Regions from separate parts of the Mus musculus genome. Here region 2 is linked to region 1. Evidence: chromatin loops called from intact Hi-C (ENCODE). Cell type or tissue: heart. All regions are shown on one strand. Each heading gives the region's core, and the rest is flanking DNA. Links, peaks and the distances in the headings are about the cores only. Region 1 has its middle 21 kb from the start of Gm34267. Region 2 overlaps E030030I06Rik (RIKEN cDNA E030030I06 gene).

Region 1 (9,621 bases), core at 591-8,590:
AGTCAGTTTGGAGAGGGGTTTGGGCCACAATCAAAGAATTGAATCAGACCAAGTTCAGGAAGAACTAGAAAGGGTAAGCCTCCAAGATGACAGTTACATCTGGTGAATACGTTACTTTTAGAGTCCTGGTAGTTCTCTTACATGGTTATGATGTTATATACTGTAATGACTAAGACTCTAGGATTGTGCTTAATCAAAAAGAAGCAAATCTATGTTTTCATAGTCTCCAGAAAGGACAGTTTGAACCCATTCACCCCAAACAGTGATAAAAGAATATCCTTATTTTTAACTGGTAAACTACAAAACCATGATCACCCGGCAGAGATGTCCATACAAGGATCTGTAAGAAAGATCTACCCAGAAAGCAGTTCTTAGGTTATAGTCTGGGGCTTGGCACAGTAGAGAAACTCTTTGAGGACCTTGGTTCAGATCCAGACATGGCTCCGTCATGATTTCTGTTGTCCCAGCGCAGAGCTTGTAGCTCCTGATTCATATTTAGCACATCACTTGGTTTTGTGAATAAAGCTTTTCCTGTTCACCTGGTCACTTATTTCTGTATTGTCTGTGACAGCGTCTTTCACAGTAAGAGCTGAGCGACTGTGATAGACCTGACATTTACATGAACAGTTTATGAAGCTCCCCATAATTTCGTAAGTGCTACCATAATTATCTAAAATATTTTAGCAGGACTCCCAAGGATATCCTGACTTACTAGTAGCCAAGTACCAGCTTTAAAGTAGCTCTTTAACTTTTGTCTAAAAAAATTATTTGTAGCCTAGAAACATTCATTGGAAAGGGGGAAAAATGGAGGAAAGAGAAAAAATGATGCTATGCTCTCAATATTTCCATATTATTATGAAATGCACACTTTATGTATATGTATGTATATGTATCATAGATATGTAAATGTATATATGTATTGAAGGTCAGGGGATGCTTCCTTTGATCTTTACAAATGTTTTCTGATATGCAGAAAGCATTTTTCCTTTGCTCCCATTATTACACGGTAAATAATCTTTAAAGTTTCCTATCTAAAATGCTTAGTTGGGTGAGATCCAATTAAGAAATGTCTAAACATACAAAAAATTACTCCTTTATTAAATTTTGAATCTAAGGAGACAGTGAAAAATTAATAGGGAGAGTCAGGCACAGTGGCACAACTTTAATCCCAGCACTTAGGAGCAGAGACCAATAGATCTCTGAGTTCAAGCCCAGCCTGATCTACAGAGTGAGTTCCAGGACAACCAGGATTACACAGAAGAGCACTGTTTTGATGGGGAAAAATTAATAGGGAAAGTTATTGAGCTCTACAAAACACACTTTTAAAACCCCAGGTTTAAAATAGCCACTACTTTTGAATGGTAAGATAAAAACAAGGCAATCTTTCCAATTTGCAGAATGTTTTCTAATGAAGTCTTTTCCCAGTAAAGGAGCCTCTGAACTCCAGAAGCAGATCTGGGCCATTACAGTTCACAGGCTCCACGAGTCAGTAGTTGCTGGAGCACCGAGGATAAAACACTGAGAAAGTATTTATCACACACAATTTTATTTAAGAGACAGGGTGTTTTTCCCCCTCATAGAGCTTTAAAGTGGATTTTCCCTTTGGTTGTTGAAACTACTCATGAAAATCATAACCCCTCCTGGCGTCGGGGAACTGATATCACCTAAAACGCTCTCGCAAAGTCTAATCAGAAGGCTAAGTATAATTTCAGTAGAGGTCCAAATTCTCTCTTCTTTTTGATAAAGCATTTTTTTCACCTCTTCGGGAATAAAGATGAACCTATTTGCTTCTGGAGGGTCCTCTTTTTATTAGGACACCAAAAGCACTTCTGTTACAGTTGCCTTACAGCTATTCTGCCACGAGGTGGCGATAAAACACTTTGAACGTTTATTTTTTTAAAAAAGTCAAGTACTGGCTGTTTTGCCTCATAACTGATCCCCCCCCGCCCCCCCCCCCCCCCGTGTAATACAAAATGTATATACAGCATGATTTTGTTTCACGCTGTGACTCATATTCAGGTCTAAGAACTGTGGGGATTTTTCTGAAACCTAAATCATGAGCCCTGAAATCACTCAGAGACAAGGGATGTAGCAATAGAGACTGCTGTGATCAGATGTGACTGGTCCATGCCTTCCACTGTGTCAAAGTGTTTCTTTCACCTGTGTGTGCTGGATGCTGACATTCCCATCAGCACCTTGCAGCAGCGATTTAGGAAATCAAGGTAGTTTCTGGTGAAATGAGGACATTTATATAGGTGTGGATCACCTGTGAGCTGAGTTCACAGAGGCAGTAGCCAAGCTGGATCATAGTATAGGGCTCATGGCTGTCAGAGCAGTCATCACCGGCAGTTTACCCTTAGTCTACCCAAGCAACTGCCACCCAAGCAGGCTGATGCTCTGTAGACAGTAAAGACTCCCAGGGCTGAGGATCTAGTTCATCGATAGACACCCTGAGCTTTATCTCCAACACCTCAAGGTGGGGGGAAAAGGGAAAGCCATCGGGAAAGCAAAAGCATTTTCTGAAAATAGATAAAGGCTCAACCGAGAAGATATTTATAAAGTGGCATTTCAAAAGAACAAGCATAAGAAAAACTGTCAACAGAGAAGGAGGAATTAGTGCAGTAAAGCAAGATAACCCTTTAAAGAGAAAAGGTTTAAAGTGGATAACGCTATAAATCAAGTTAACACTTTAAAGCGGTTGGCCAGGATATTTTGAGGCTCTCTCTTCAGTGTCCTGACATGACTGGGAAGAGTTTCACTCATGAAAAACACGTCCCTGTATTTTAAGAAGTTTTCTCAATTCCTTGCCTTTAAGGAGAGGTAGAAGTTGAGCAAAGGAGATGGCTCAACGGTAAACTGTTTATACACAATCCCTCGGAGCAGAGTATGATCTCCCAAAACCCACATAAAAGTGCTGAGAGTGGTGTGGTCTCCTATTATCCTAGTTCTGGGGAAACAGAGACAGGAGGGTCCCTGGAGGTGACAAAAGGCAAGCTCCAAGTTCCAAAGAGAAATTCTACGTCAAACATAGTCACCAAGGCCTTTAATCTCAGTACTTAGGAGGGAGAGGCAGGCAGATCTTTATGAGTGGGAGGTCAGCCTGATTTGCATAGATGGTTCCAGGCCAGGCAAAACTGCTTAATGAGATCCTGTCTCAAATAATAATGATAATAATAATGATAACAATAAATAAGAACAAAAATGATAATAATTTGTTGTTGGCACTTGGACGGATCTAAGAAAGCATCATCCTAAGTGAGGTAACCCAGACCCAGAAAGACAAAAATGGCATGTTCTCAGTTGTAAGTGGATATTAGCGGTAAAGGATAATCATGCTATAATCCACAGACCTAGAGAGGCTAAGTAACAAGGAAGGCTTAAAGGAATAGGGTGGGGGTATTGGGGCGAGCACATGGATCTTCCTGGGAAGAAGAAATAGAATGGATTTTGATGGCAAACTGGGCGTGGCTGGGGATGGGAACGGGAGTGATCTGGTAGAGAGGGTGGAAGGAGAGTATTGGGAGGGACGACTGAAATTGGTGGACATTTCAGGAATGAGATAGAAATGTAATGCAATGGAAATTCCATATAATCTATAAGGGTCATACTAGCAAGGACTTGTAATGAGGGACACAGAGGCTGAACTGGCCATCCTCTGTAACCAGGCAAGATCTCAAATGGAGGGATTGGACCCTACCACAAAACCTCAGACCTACAGTTTGCAGGATACACAGGAACCAGAGCCGAGCACAGTCATGTCAGAGATCAGAGTCTTCATCCAGGAACGGATAGGAACAAATGCAGTCCCACAGCCAAACATTAGGTGGAGCTCGGGAGTCCTGTGGAGAAGGTGGAGGAAGGATTGGACAGCAATAAAGGACACCACAAGAACATGACACCCTCAATGTAGCCATTTTTACTATATTAATCCTGCCAATCCATGAGCATGGGAGATCTTTCCATCTTCTGAGATCTTCAATTTCTTTCTTCAGAGACTTGAAGTTCTTATCATACAGATCTTTCACTTGCTTGGTTAGAGTCACACAAAGGTATTTTATATAATTTGTGACTATTGTGAAGGGTGTTCTTTCCCTGCTTTCTTTCTCAGCATCTTTCTCCTTTGAGGTTTAGTAAAGTTTCTTTTATGAATGTGGATGCCCTTGCATTTGGAGCATAGACATTCAGAATTGATAGTTCATCTTGGAAGATTTTACCTTTGTGAGTATCCCTCCTTGTCTATTTTATAGTAGTCTCCTGAGAGGTTCTACCACTGCCTGACAAATACAGAGGTGGCTGCTTGCCCCCAACCATTAGAATGAGCACAAGGTCCCCAGTGGAGGAGTTAGAGACAGGACCAAAGAAGCTGAAGTGGTTTGCGGCTTCACAGGAGGAACAACAATATGAATACTACTCCCAGATTTCCCAGGAACTAAACCATGAACCAAAGAGTATACTTGGAGGGAACAGTGTACTCCAGCCACACATGAAATAGAGGATGACTTTGTTGGACATCAATGGGAGGAGAGGCCCTTGGTCTCATGAAGGCTCGATGCCCCAGTGTAGGGGAATGACAGGATAGGGAAGTGGGAGTGGGTGATTTGGTGAGCAGGGGATGGCAGAATGGGATAGGGGCTTTTCAGAGGGGAGACCGGGAAAGGAGATAACATTTGAAATGTAAATAAAGAAAATATCTAATAATAAAAAAGAGGAACAGCTCTGCTGCTGCGAACTCCAGGACAGTAGTAGTTTCCCTCAATTAACACCTTTTTGTAGAATATCTTTCTATGTCACTAACCTTCTTGCTATTATCCTGATTTGCACACACCATCTCTTTCCAGCTGGGATACCACCAACGTATTCTGTTCTCTCCCAACACCTGGGGTTTTATATCCTTAGGCCCTGAAAAATAACTTATCTGCTCCCCTAGAACTTCCCTGTTTTCCTCCACTCATGGCCCTTAACTGAACTCTGCATGTGTTTTCATAACTCGTTTTCCAATCTTTGCCCTGGTAGAAACCCAGATTTTGGTGGAAAGGTTTCGGGATTCTGTGAGTAACCCCAAAGTAGAGAGAAAGTGGAAAGAGAGTGAATAGTTAAAGCTTTCGCTCACCCATTTCACACCAATTGTATTTGAAAGGATATCTTTCATCCCACCTGGTAAAAAAACTTTTAGCAGCTGGTTGAAACTTTTCCTCTGGGAATATTTAATGGCTTCCAGACCTGTTTCCTGAATGTACCCCAATATTTTCTTTGTTCCTATGTTTTTCTGTATAGACTAAAATACAGGAGGCATTTTAGGATCAGTGTCACCCACCAGTCACCTTCCTAAAGACATACAACTATGTCACTCTGATATTAATTTTCAATAACCAGTACACATCATAGTTGTGACTGGTTCCAAATCCATGAGCATGTTCCTCTCTATTATGCATCACTTCTTATGAACCCAATTACCTTGTGTCCTATATCAGTATCTAGTTTCATAATTTTAAATACAAAGGAAGACATGTTCTTCCTTATTATGAAGGTAAGTAAATTTGCATGGAGAGGTTAAAAAAGAGAAATTGGACTGAATTCCTCTTTGTTGAGTCTTCGTGTGGTTTCTGTGTCAGGGTGACTATGACCTCATAGGATGAGTTTAGCTATGCTTCTTCTGTTTCTACTTTGTGAATAATTTGAGGAGTATTGCACTAACTTTTTTTTGAACTGAAAGACTCCGAGAGGAGCCCCTCACTCAGGCCTCAGGACAATAGTGGACACCCAAGAACTCACGATAGACCTAGCTTGTTGCAAATCACATGAGGCTTTATTCGGGGAAAGCCAGAACTCTGGGGACGACTCATATCCCACGCAGGGGTAGAAGAGTCAACCTCGAGGGGAAAGAGGTCCCAGTTTTTATAGGCCCTCAAGGGGGAAAGGAGAAGGGGGGGAGTAGCAGATTTCCAGATCTAAACAATGTCTATTCTCAAGAAATGGGTATGGGAGGGGTACAAGGAAAGAGTCCGGTGCAGGTGTAGCAACTCAGGATTGGCCAGGCTGTGGTTGCTGGGGAGATTTTCTGACTCTTTCCCAGCAACCAATATTACAAACACCTGGCAGTGAGGTGCAGCAATGGGCACACACAATGTTAGAACATTGGCAGACACACAGGTTCGAGGAGTGGCCAGAGCATTGTGCACCTCTATTTTTCTAAATCAGTGAAGCTAGTTCTACTAACAATGAAATCTATTTTGCCAATTTCAGGGCTTCTGTGACCTTTTACATTCTGTCAGGATCTTTCATTCTCCACTTCTTTTAGTTACTGCAATCTCTTCTTTAAGGTTCTGCAGAGACTGGTATTGTTGTCTTAGTACTAACAGCTGGACGGCACCAATCTTCTCTCTAGTAAAGGTCACCAATTTATTAAGAACTATCAGGCCACATGTCAGCAGTAACAGCAAAATTATTAGAGGGTCTATCAGAGTAGAAATGAGGGTGGCTACCCAAGGGGATTTATTCTTTGACAGCAGTGGGGGTGGTCAGCAGCACGATGCAAGGGCCTTTCTAACAAGGTTTTAGATTCTCAGCTCTATGTCGTCAGATGAGAACTGCATCTCCCACCCGGAGCTGGTGTGGTACCATCAAATCTCTTGGTTCGTAGGCCTCCTTGAGCTGCTCTCAGGTGGTGTTTCTGACCACTTCTAGGGCTTTCATGAATGTAAACAAAAAGGACCAGGGTTAAATTTTAAAGGATCTAACACTCTCCCCACTTCAGTGAGCGGGGGAGGCCCCCTGTACAGGATTTCATATGGAGTGAGCTTAAATGATCCCAGTGTGTTCCTGATGTGGAACAAGGCAAAGGGAAGGAGGGCTGTCCAGTTATTTCCACGGGTCTCTAAGGTCAATTTAGTCAATTTTAAAATTTTTTTTTATTTTTATCCTTTCTACCTAGCCTGAACTCTGGGGTCTATAAACATAATGTAATTTTCAATCAATCCCCAGTTGGATGGCCAGTCCCTGACTTACCTGGGCAACAAAGGCAGGTCCATTGTCAGACCCTATTATCTTAGGTATTCCAAACCATGGAAAAATTTCTTCTAGGATTTTTTTAACCACAACATTGGCAAGTTTCTTTTTTTGTTGGGTAGGCCTCCACCCATCCTGAAAAGGTATCTATAAAAACTAAAAGATATTTATTACCCTACTTAGCTGGCTTTACTTCAGTAAAATCTACTTCCCAATAGGCTCCAGGGTGATCTCCTCGTAGTCTTCTCCCTGGAGGATATCTTGAATGTCCTGCATTAGTCATGGCACACGGTACAGTTCTTAACTACTGCTTCTGCAACATCAGAGAGTCTTAAACATAAAAAGCAGATGCTTTGACCAGCATTTGCAGGGTTTGACTCCCAGGTGGGACAGCAGATGTATATTTTCAATAAATCTTTTCCCTTCCTTTTGTGGTAATATTATTTTACCATTACTGGCTGCTTGTTGGCCCTGTGAATTTTCTGCAGTAAACCCTAAATTGTCCATTAGTTTCATATCTTCAGGGGTATACTCAAAACTCTGGCTGCACAGTTCCAGTTCTGGCAGAGCAACTTTCTGGAGAGGTTCTATCTGTTGAGTCCAGAAGGGCAGTATCTTAGGGCCGAGTGCAGCCTGTTTAGCTTTAACATAAGCCATGTTATTTCCCCTTGTCACAGCATCGTGTCCTTTTTGATGTCCAGGACAATGTATAATGGCCACTTTGGCAGGCAGATGAATAGCCTCAAGGAGGCTCAGAATCTCCTCTTTATTTTTTATGTCCTTGCCTGCTGATGTCAGCAACCCTCTTTGTCTATAGATGGCACCGTGGATGTGGGCTGTAGCAAAAGCATACCTGCTATCGGTGTAAATGTTGATGGACTGCCCCTCAGTCATCCGAAGGGCTTGGGTCAGGGCAATTAATTCAGCTTTTTGAGCTGACGTACCTTCTGGCAAGAGGAGTTGTCTGAAGAGAAAAGGGAACAACACCCTGAATCAGCCATGGCTTCCTAGTAAAGGCCTATTCACCCTAAGAAAATGAATTATATAGAAGAAGATTCATCCAAGGAAGATTGTGGATGCTGGGGATGGTGTTCAGTAGGGGCCTCCTGGTGTGGCAACTCATTCTGCAAGATGCTCTCTTCTGCTGTGGCCAATCCCAGCTCTCTTGCAGTTTCTGAGACCTGGGAGAGGAAGGCAGTTACTAAGACACAGGCATGGAGGGGACAGACATGGCAGCTGTGAGGCTGCTGCCTCCCCCCACCTCAACTGTACTTGTCAACATTAATATTTTAACTGAAATTATTGATGTTAAATCTGAAGACAGGCAAAGTGTTCAACAACAGTCACAAAAAACATGTTCTGACAAAGATCAACTCAGGCTTCTATCAGTTCCAACCAAGAACATGGCAAAGGAAGAGACCTCAATGGATTACAGGAAGAATGGAGAAGGGCACATGACACCCAGACCAATGATAATGAGAAGCACTCATTTGACATTTGTACTTGGCTCTAATGCCTCCAAGGTGCAGGCACATGGGATATCATATGACCTCTACCTGTCTCCTGTCTAAGGACCCAGAACTCACTCAAACCTCTGCATAGTATTCCACCTATCATGAGGACATGCAAGAATGTGACATGTTATTCACCTGTCACCCTTAGTCGACTGCAGATTAAAGCAGAGTTGAAAGGTACACTTGCCAGTTGTAACGGTTTCTCAAAAGAGGCTAATTCAGTGACCAGTGTTGCTGGTCTTCTCCTGTTTGTTCCTTTTTACCACTCAGGTTCAAGTCCACTAAATATTGATGGATGATGGCCAAATCAGCCTGTACTTCCTTGCTCTCCTGCTGCAACATCACCAACTTCTTCTTTATAAGATTCTTCTCCATCAGGAGCCGGCTGGACAGGTTACTGTAAACACACTCTGCATGGTAGAGCCTGCAGCCTCCTCCTCCCATTTCTACTTACAGGTCCCATTAACCTGACCTGTACCCTGGCTCCCATGAAGACCTAATACAGTCCACCTCAATACATCTATGACAGCTGCACAAACAGCAAACAGCCATTTCAGGGAAAAAGAAATTATTGCTGCAGCCCAAACACCAATAAGGGTCCATGTTTCTCCATAAGAAAGAGGGATCTCCATCTACCCATGACAACGCATGCATTGGGGCAACACCAATTACGGTGCAAATGCAATCAGGATAGTCAGTAGAACCAAAGGGAGGGCATTCTATCCTTGTGTTACACCTCACTTAGCTCTGTAAAACCTGCCTGAGCCCCAGAGGCCCAGTACAGCATAATAACCTTCTCATGATCTGAATCACTTGTCTGTCTAGAGGCTCCTGAGGATGCCTGGAGAACACTGGCAGTGGTAACAGTCTCTTAGAGACCTAGGAAAACTGAGTCCAAAAGACCCAAGGCACACTGATGGCTAAAAAGCAGAAAGGATAGAACCAGACCTGAAGACTCTCCAGGCCAGAAACAAAGGAAGGTAGAAATGGCCATTTCACAAGTGTTGGCCTCCCTGACAAGAACTTACTGATAGAAATTTATCTCCTTGAGCTCCTGGTTGTTCTCTCGGGCCTCCATGGTCTCCATCTCTAAGTTGTGTAG
Region 2 (9,621 bases), core at 477-8,476, 100 kb after region 1:
GCACTCTGAGTCTATCTCTGGAATGTAGAATCCTCCTTAACAGCCTTAGGTGTCAGGCTTGGCTCAACACGTAACTCATGTCCTTAGAAGTCTTGGGAGTCAGGAAGAGATAAGGAAGAGGAGGCGACCTGCTCCTTAACACAAGGCCATTTGGCTTATTAGGATGGGAAACTGTGAAAGGCCTACTTTCTCATGGTATGGTCTCCAGCAAAATCCAAGAATGAATTAAAAACCACCTGAGTATATAAGAAGCACAAAACATAGCTTCTAAAACTTTAGCAGTTTGTAGAGACATTTAACTACCTGGACAGCCCCTAATTTCTCATAACATTGTAGCATCTGTCTTCAGCCTTTTGACCCAGTACCATCTGTCAGATCTTGAAATCAAGCAGGAACCAGGACTAGCTTACCCTATCTTGGCAGAGCTTACCAGTTGACTATCTCACATCTGTTTGTCTGTTTTGGGCAGTAGTTTGTCTGCAGATGATAAAGGCAATTTGTTTCCCATGGCTACCTTGCCATGATAAGCAACCTCTTCTGTAAAGATGCTCAGTATCTTCTTTGAACCATAAAGGGGGAGCTGTCAGGAGCAGACGTATCTCATGGTCAAATGATCCTTAATAATGAAATAGTATTCAATGTCACACTACCTATCGATATAAAGTATATCTGAACTGTTAAACCTTAACCACTCTTAGCCATTCTATTTGAATAAATTGAAAATACTTCATTATAATTGAATCATAATCTAACATAACCATGACTTTGCTATCTGGTCCTTAACTTGTGTTACTAATCATCCTAAACAGGTTGTAATAACAGCTATTAGAAGGACTGGGTCAAAGCCTTGTACTCTTAAATTAGTTGCATAGGCACAACACCTAACTAAGAGTAACATTATTAATTTCTAATTTTGTATCTATATACAGATTTATACCAATGAAAACCTTAATCCTATATCAAATTCTGTACCAATGTAAGAAATTATAACTTTAATTTTACATCAATTATAAAGCTTTCTATCAATGTACGATTATGGCTATACAATGTTTTGTTTAAGAGTAAATTTGACAACCTATTCCTATTTGTCTATTCTTCTAACTTCTATGATATTACTATATTCCTCCTTTTCTCTTCAAATCCCTTTTACTTTACTTAAGAAAGAAGGATAGAGAAGAAGAAAGAAAAGATAGAAATCTCTGAGTCTAAGCTCTCTAGTTTCCTCCCTGTCCAAAGCTACAACACTTGCAAACTATCCCTTAAAGTTAAACATATCTATAATTCCTAAAATATCCAGAGCCATTCACCCCAACCCTAAGGGAATGGGGCAATAATCTTTTGCTTGCTTATAACATTACAATACAATAGTGTAATGTTAAGTGTAGGCCCCCAAGACCTGGTTGTTCCAGAGATGAGAGAGCCTGCATGTAAACCCAAGTGACATTATGTGACATTGCCCCCAAGTTATTTCTGTTGGTTTTGTTTGTTTGTGGGTTGTTGGTTGTTTTTTTTTTTGTTTTTTTGTTTTTTTTTGTTTTTTTTGAGACAGGGTTTCTCTATATAGCCCTGGCTGTCCTGGAACTCACTTTGTAGACCAGGCTGGCCTTAAACTCAGAAATCTGCCTGCCTCTGCCTCCCAAGTGCTGGGATTAAAGGTGTGTGCCACCACGCCCTGCAAATTATTTCTGAATTGTAAATAAAAGTGCCTATAAGTCAAAAACTTGGCAGTGTTGAGATAGGCATTTTCTGGTGTTCCCTGCCTGGGGATGGCAGGAGATCATAACAGAGGTAGATAGAAGAAGATAAATAGAGGAGAAACCACCATGAATTAAGAACCTTAAGTAATGGTCATGTATTAATGACTATTAAAGTAATTAAAGTAGTGGTCTAATTAGAGTTAAGAGCAGCCCAGACAAATCCATGGAAAATTATATAATGGAATTATTGGCTGAGAAATATGTATACAATATAGAGGATAGCTATCTGCCTAACTCTTGTGCTAACTAAGGCTTATCATAAATATAAAGGTTGTATGCATCTTTTATCCAGGAACTAAATGGTCAGAGGATGTGTAGAAATCCTGGGTTGAGATCAAATATTTTCTACCACACAAAACCAGATATCAGCACCTAGAATTACAATCTTACTTCCAGGGGACCAGCTCCAGCGAGGTTCTTCTTTCTTGTCAGTTATTCTTGAGGCAGCAGAGGGGGAAGAGCTTGGCAGAGGGGGAAGAGTTCCGTGGAGGGTAAGACTTTGTCTTACGACATATTTATGGTTGCTTTATAATAATAAAAACTTTACTTCTCTAAGTTACTATGCTACTGTATCTGATTAACTTATCTAAGTCTAAATTACTATGCTATTGTAGCTGACCTGCCCTCTGTGTTCATCTGAGGCCAGAGATTGTAGTCTCAGGCACTTAGCACCTCACCCTAAAACAGCAGGTAGGTTAGGGTTAGGGTTAGGGTTAGGGCCTTTTCCCTATTGTCCAGGCTAAGGGGAAGTTTGGAGCAATAAATTTCTATTGAACCAGGAAAAGAGAATAACACTCTCAAAAGGAAAAACTTTTACATAATCAAATATGCATAATCTCATATAAATTCATATACAGATTCATAATCAACACCTCCTAAGAGCAGCTCAAAGAGGCCTACGAACCAGGAGATTTAATGGTACCACACCAGTTCCAGGTGAGAGATGCAGTTCTTGTCCGATGATATCGAGCTGAGAATCTAAAACCTTGTTAGAAAGGCCCTTACATCGTGCTGCTGACCACCCCCACTGCTGTCAAAGTAAAAGGCATCTCTGTTTAGATTCATGCCTCTCACATAAAGCAAGCTCCTGAAAAATAAAACCCCCCTTGGTTGACCACCCTCATTTCTACTCTGATGGGCCCTCTAATAATTTTGCTCTTACTGCTGATGTGTGGCCTACTAAATCTTAATAAATTGGTGACCTTTATTAGAGAAAAAATTGGTGCCATCCAGCTGTTAGTACTAAGACAACAATACCAGTCTCTGCAGAACCTTGAAGAAGAGATTGCAGCTTAGTTCTAAGATTAGAACTAGTAACTAGAAGAAGTGGGGAATGAAAGATCCTGACAGAATGTAAAAGGTCACAGAAGCCCTGAAATTGGCAAAATAGATTTCTCTGTTAGCAGAACTAGCTTCACTGATTTAGAAAAATAGAGGTGCACAATGCTCTGGCCACTCCTTGAATTCGTGTGTCTGCCAATGTTCTAACCGTTCCTTAAACCCAGTTGTGTGCCCACTGCTGCACCTCACTGCCTGGTGTTTGTGATATTGGTTGCTGAGAAAGAGTCAGAAAATCTCCCCAGCAACCACAGCCCAGCCAATCCTGAGTTGCTACATACACCTGCACCAGACTCTTTCTTTGTACCCCTCCCATACCCATTTCTTGAGAATAGACATTGTTTAGATCTGGAAATCCCCTACTCCCCACTTCTCCCCAGGGCCTATAAAAACTGGGACCTCTTTCCCCTAGAGGTCGACTCCTCTACCTCTGTGTGGGATATGAGTTGTCCCCAGAGCTCCGGCTTTCCCCAAATAAAGCCTCCTGTGGTTTACATCAAGCTTGGTCTCTCCTGAGTTCTTGGGTGTCTGCTATTGTCCTGAGGCCTGAGCAAGGGGCTCCTCTCAGAGTCTTTCATTTGGGGGTTCATCCGGGATTGGCGTGACCACCCACGTCTCCGAAGACCCACTTGGAGGTGAAATTTTTTGTCTAAAATATTTCTGTGAGCCGGCGAGGTTCAGTGCTGAAATTTGCAGCCTCTACGTTTCGTGAGAAATGAAGACCTCTACCTTGGGATGAGGCACTGAGTGTGAACAGCAGAAGGGCTGCTGCTCGCTCTGGGGGGATGCCCTGAGCGAGAGGAAGGACTCCAGGAGTCTGTCTGGGGCAGAAAGTAAAGAGTTAATAGTCTTCCTAGATTGGAAGACTTAAGCACTTCCCTGACTTTTTTGCATTTCTGAGTTGTTTTTTGTCCGTTTGTCAGTGTGTGTTTGTTTTTTGTGTCTGTTTTCAGGTATTTGTCAGTGTGTGTGTGTGTGTCTGTTTTGTGTTTGTTTCGTGTTTTCCGTGATATTGGATGGACTGTAACGACCCCCACTAAGTTTGACTTTAGACCACTGGACTGAAGTTAGATCAAGGGCCCATAATCTTTCAGTAGAAATTAAGAAGGGACCTTGGCAGACTTTTTGCTCCTCCGAGTGACCGACTTTTAATGTAAAATGGTCACTAGAGGGGACTTTTGGTTTGACTCTTATCTTTGAAGTTAAAGCCACTGTTTTTCAGAGCAGACCTGGGTCCCACCTGGATCAACAGCCCTACCTCTTCTAGAATTCACTGCCATAAATCAAACCATAGATTCCCCATGCGTCTCAGAGCCCTTCCCCCTCTGCTCCCACGCGCACGGGTGGGTCAGCACAGCAGCAGCAGAGGCGGCGGTTAAAACCCTGCCTGGACCAGCATGCTTTCTGGCCCGGCTGTGACAAGGCGGGCAGGGCTCGCCCTGCCACGCCAACTCCTCCTCCAGCTGCTTTCGCTCCCCGGGTGAGCATGCAGCCCCAAGCCCGAAACAGAGCCTCATCTTCAACCCACAGCTCCTTCCCCTCTGCCCTATCTTCTGCTTCCGAAGGTCCCTGCTCCCAGCTCTGGGATTGCCGGCGGCAGTCAGAGGACCAAGGACCGGAGGCTGGGACCCAGAGCTGACAAGCCCAGAGTCCCCCAGCAGATGGAGCTCCTGACACCACTTCTGCCTTTTCCTTTGTGAGCTGTAGGCGACCTGCCCACTGACCACTCCTCTCAGAGACTTTCAGTCTTGGGTCGGACACAGTTTGTAGAGCAGGCTGTCCTCAAACCTGTAAAAGCCTGACTCTGCCTTTCCTTTTCGTTCTTTCTTTTTGTTTGTTTGTTTGTTTTATTTTTTGTTTTGTTTTGTTTGTTGAGACTCTGTAGAGTGAGGCAGGCCTCTAACTCAGAAATCCGACTGCCTCTGCTTCCCAAGTGCTGGGATTAAAGGCACTGCCTAGCCTGTTATTTTTGCTTTTTGTTTTTGAATAGTGAGAAACATGATCTATTTAGTCCTGTTGTCTGTAGAAGTTTGATAAGGAAGGCCATTTGGATTTTATTAAAGAGTTTTTGACTGATTGCATTTCAGCTTTCACTGAGTATCTTTCTTATGATCAGAAAGTAGAACTATAAATTTATTCTTTTGAATTATTTACTATCAAGTGCTTTTGTGCAGTGTTGCTATATTACATGGTTGGTTACATAGAATGAAGAGGTGGTGAAATCTATGTTTCTAGTTATCTGTGATGTCCCTGAGCAGGCTGGCTTAGTCTGGAACCACAGGTATCTGAAACCAAGTCTGCATAGAAAGTTTCTTGGAGTTCCAGAGTGAGTTCCAAGTCAGCCAGGGCTACACAGAGAAACCCTATCTCATAAAAAAAAAGAAAAATAATAATAGGAAGAAAGAAAGAAAGAAAGTAAGAAAGAAAGAAAGAAAGAAAGAAAGAAAGGAAGGAAGGAATGAAGAAAGGAAGAGAGAGAGAGAGAGAGAGAAAGAAAGAAAGAAAAGAAGAGAAAAGAGAACTCACTCTGTAAGCCAGGGTGACCTTGGACGCAGAAATCTGCCCAAGGTTAAAGGTGTGTGCCACAACTGCCCCAGCTCTACTCTAATTCTCTCTCTCTCTTTTTTCTGTCTGTCTGTCTGTATGTATGGAAGTAATATTAATCCATTAATATCTCTTTTTCCTAAAATTCATGTCACTTCTCCTTACTTTTTCTCTCTCACTCACTCCATGTTTGTGTGCATGTGTGTGTGTGTGTGTGTGTTAGTCTAGGGTACACAGATCAAAGAAATCATATTTCCCAGGGATTCTTAGAAATAAACAAGGAATTCTAACCATCATCACCATCACCACCAATAAAAAGGCTGTGGAAACTGTTTCATGTCCCTCTCCCCCACAGGTGAGGATGTAGCTGCTTAATACTCCATGTGTGTATGTGTTTCCATGGCCAGCTAGTACCAACCCCAGATTTGTGTTTCAGAGATCTTTACTTATTTATTTCTCATGCCTGGTCTTGAGTGGGTGGTAGGCCACCACACTTCCAGAAAAACAACATAAAATCAACTAACAAACCAACCCGAAAATGTAAAAGAATGGATTCATCTGGCATTTAAAAGTAATAGACTGCCGGGCAGTGGTGGGGCATGCCTTTAGTCCTACTACTTTGTAGGCAGAGGCAGACAGATTTCTGCGTTCCAGGCCAGCCTGGTCTACAGAGTAAGTTCCAGGACAGCCAGGGCTACGCAGAGAAACATTGTCTTGATCTCAGCACTGGGGAGAGGCAGAGGCAGAACTTACTTGAGAGGCCGGCCTGGTCTGTCTTGTATGTTTTTGCACCATGTACAGAGACTTTGCATCTCATAAATGAATGAATACAGAGAAAGATATTCATCCATCTATACATGCATGTGCGATGGCTCAGAGGGCAAAGCTGCTAGCTGTTAAGGTACAGGTAAACTATTAAGGCCTAGATCGAATGTGAAGGCCTACTTCAGATTAGATAAGGCCTAGGTAACCTCTTACCTGGCTAGCCTGCCATTTTGTGCTGTTAACTACTATTATAAGGACACTTTCTCATACCTTGTTTCTGCTTTTACTGCCCGAATTGATTACATATTCTTATTGGTTGTGTCCTCGGAAACCAATCATGAAAGAAGCCAATCGAACTGCTTCCTTTGTTCTATAGTAATCTGCAATAGGCTTGGACCCAAACTGACCACCTAGCAGCATTTCCTGTACTCACCCATGTATACACTTTTATGGCATTTGCTCTTAGAAGCTGCCCTGGGGCTGGACCCCCCCACCCCCAACACAAGAGAGACACCCACACCACCGATTCAGTGCACAGACTACTATGATTGGAGCTTTTTATTACTGTTGATTGTTGAGTATGTCTCTGAATAAATGAAATATAGTAGGTTAGGTCAAGCACCCCGAGCACTGGCTACTCTTCCAGAGGACCCAGGTTTGATTACCCAGCACCCACATTAAAGCTAACCAGCATCTGGAACTCCAGATTTCAATAGGAAACTCCTTTACAATAGGAAAACACTGCCTATTGGTTTATTTGTTCAAATGTACAATAGGCTATTTATAAATAAATGGATCTCCAGTGAAGTATGTTAAAACTGCAACTGTTATAAATGGAAATCTAAATGAGAAGAAAATAAGGCATATTTGATATGTAAATTGAGAACAAACATTCTGGTATGATAATAGATTTTTGTCCTCAAAACACAGAAACAACAAAATTATCCACTAAACACTAGTAAGACAGGAATGTAAAAATTAAGGAAGGGAGAAAAAATGTTTTCAAAAGGAAATCTTTGGAGATTGGTGTACTGCAAATGAGACTTCCTACCCACACTCCTGGTAGACATAAATACTGGCAACTGCCAACTGCTCAAGGCTGTCAGAGATCTAAACAGTGGGTCTGAAATAAACGAGAAGCATTATTTTTTAAAACAAGGATCTATCTCCGTGGATACTCGTTGACCTGAGTCTTAAACAAGAAGAAAACCACTAGAATTACTCAGATGTGTCTGTTTCCCTTTTACAGACCTCAATGTTCCTTGACTCCAAGTGAGGTTCATGACTTCCATGATGATATACTTACAAAGGAATACAACCACAGAGCTAAAACCTCATCGTTACTCATTTTCACTGAAGCAAGCACCCCCCAATAGATTATTCACCCACAAAATAACATGTTTATTTGTTGTGTCCGGCCAGCGGCTCACATGTCCGGGTTCTAGTCTGGAAATGCATCTTGGAATCTGGAAGAGAATAGGGGACTAGGCGAACGCGAGAATGATAAAACCAAGGCAGTCATTCTGATCAAGGTTCGATTTTACTAATTCCGACACTCAGTTATGAAGCAGGGGAAGGGGCCCGATTCCCGCCAAATCATCGTGGAGTAAGGTTGCAGGTGAACACGCGAAGGCTCCGGAACAGCTAGGACGCAGGCAGTGGGAGTGGCAGGATGATAGGGCGGCAAGCTCCGCCCCAATGCTCTCTAACACTGAAACCTGAGCAAACAGGTTTCAGGCTGGGGAGGGGAGGTTACATTTATTAATGAGGGCTCTCATGAATCAAGACCTCTGAAATCCTGGCTTTACAATTTACAATAAAATATAAATATATGATGTTCTTAAAGTCACACTTCTCTTCTTTTATATTCCTTACACATTGCTGAGAACTTTAAAAAGAGAAAACGAGAAACATTTCCTTAAATAATCGCAACACTACAAATCTTATTTTTCTTTGCCCTTAAAACTGTGACTAAATACTCTAATAATAATGTGCTCAAAACATTTATGGATTACAACCTTATCTTCTGGCAGACAATCACCATGGCATCAGAGCTATTCCTTGAATTTGAAGCCTTTTTATTGCTAATCTAGCAAACTTACAGTCTGGGGCGACATAGGTAACACTTACCTATGTCTCAGTGCACTGAACAGGAACACATACCAGTTTTCTGTTGATCCTGATATTCCTTCACTGACAGCAGAATTGTCTGAGTAGCCAACCAATGAATCAGGTGTCTTTCCTACAACTAGTTTTTAGAAAAGAGGTCTTTCCTCAACACTCGTTGAAATAAATGGAACTCAAGTTTTCGCACATGTTAGTGACTCGTCAAGGCCTTTTTATAGAGGTCAACTTGTGTGTCCGCAAGGGAAAATTTAACTGTATATATTGAGTGACTCTGACAAGTGTTCTGCGTGTCTCATCTACCCAATCAGCAAATTCCTGTAATTAAACTGTCACAAGCATAAGCGCGGCTTTGTAAAGCTGGGCAGGATAACTGAGGGAAGTAATAACTGAAATAAAGAGGAGATGGTCTCCTGAAGCTCATGCTGGATTCGAACTTGCCAAGCAGCTGGAATGACCCTGACCTCCTGCCTCTCCTGGCCCCCGAGTTCTGGTATTACAAGCATGCACCACCATGCCTTGCTTAGACAAATACATTTTAAAAGAGGTGATTTTTAAAAAAGAATGGAAAGAAGGAAGGAAAGAAGGAAGCCAGCAAGCTAGCCAGTAGTAGTGCACACCTTTAATCTTGGCACTTGGCAGCAGAGGCAGGCAGATCTCTGAGTTAGAGCCTTGTCTACAGACAGAGTTTCAGGACAACCAGAGCTACGCAGAGTAACCTTGTCTCAGATAAAAACAAAACAAAACAAAATAAAACAAAACAAAACAAAACAAAAAACAAAAACAAACAAGAGACAGTTCAGAAGCTTAGGAATTCCCTCTGACTCATTCACTTCCCTGCCCTGTGTCTTTTTTCTAGAAGCTGTCAAGCACATGGTAGGCCCTCAATATATACTTGGTGCACAAACTGCTGATAAAACAAGTTTTACTCCATCTCTGTGTCTTGGTTCAGGTGATGACAGAACTCACCTGTGGAAGGGGAACACTCTGGCCGTACAGTCTTATTCTGACAAAGGCTCCAGAATTCAAGATTACGAACTATAAACCAGAGCAAGTCTGTGTGCAGGACATTATTGGCTCATCAAGCCTGGGA

The links. Peaks named below come from ENCODE experiments on the same cell type or tissue, not always from the same donor. Only the 100,000 strongest peaks of a DNase experiment are listed, where the experiment ranks them.
Region 2: it touches region 1 in a loop (2.2-fold over the local background); 15 of 42 quality-filtered maps call a loop at or near these places.

The regions. Positions count from the first base shown.
Region 1 is chr10:22,032,646-22,042,266 of GRCm38, forward strand. No RefSeq gene overlaps it. Among named protein-coding and RNA genes, the nearest start is that of Gm34267, 21 kb to the right of the region's middle. In heart, for the core only: CTCF peaks have their summits at 1,823 (motif pointing right) and 3,817; no DNase peak of the experiment used is centred there.
Region 2 is chr10:22,136,373-22,145,993 of GRCm38, forward strand. E030030I06Rik (RIKEN cDNA E030030I06 gene) reads right to left here. Exons shown (of 2, transcript NM_001254745.1): 2 at 7,932-8,142. The coding sequence ends at 8,049. Among named protein-coding and RNA genes, the nearest start is that of E030030I06Rik, 8.1 kb to the right of the region's middle. In heart, for the core only: a CTCF peak has its summit at 4,762 (motif pointing right); a DNase peak (open chromatin) is centred at 4,749; H3K4me3 peaks cover 736 bases; H3K27ac peaks cover 430 bases.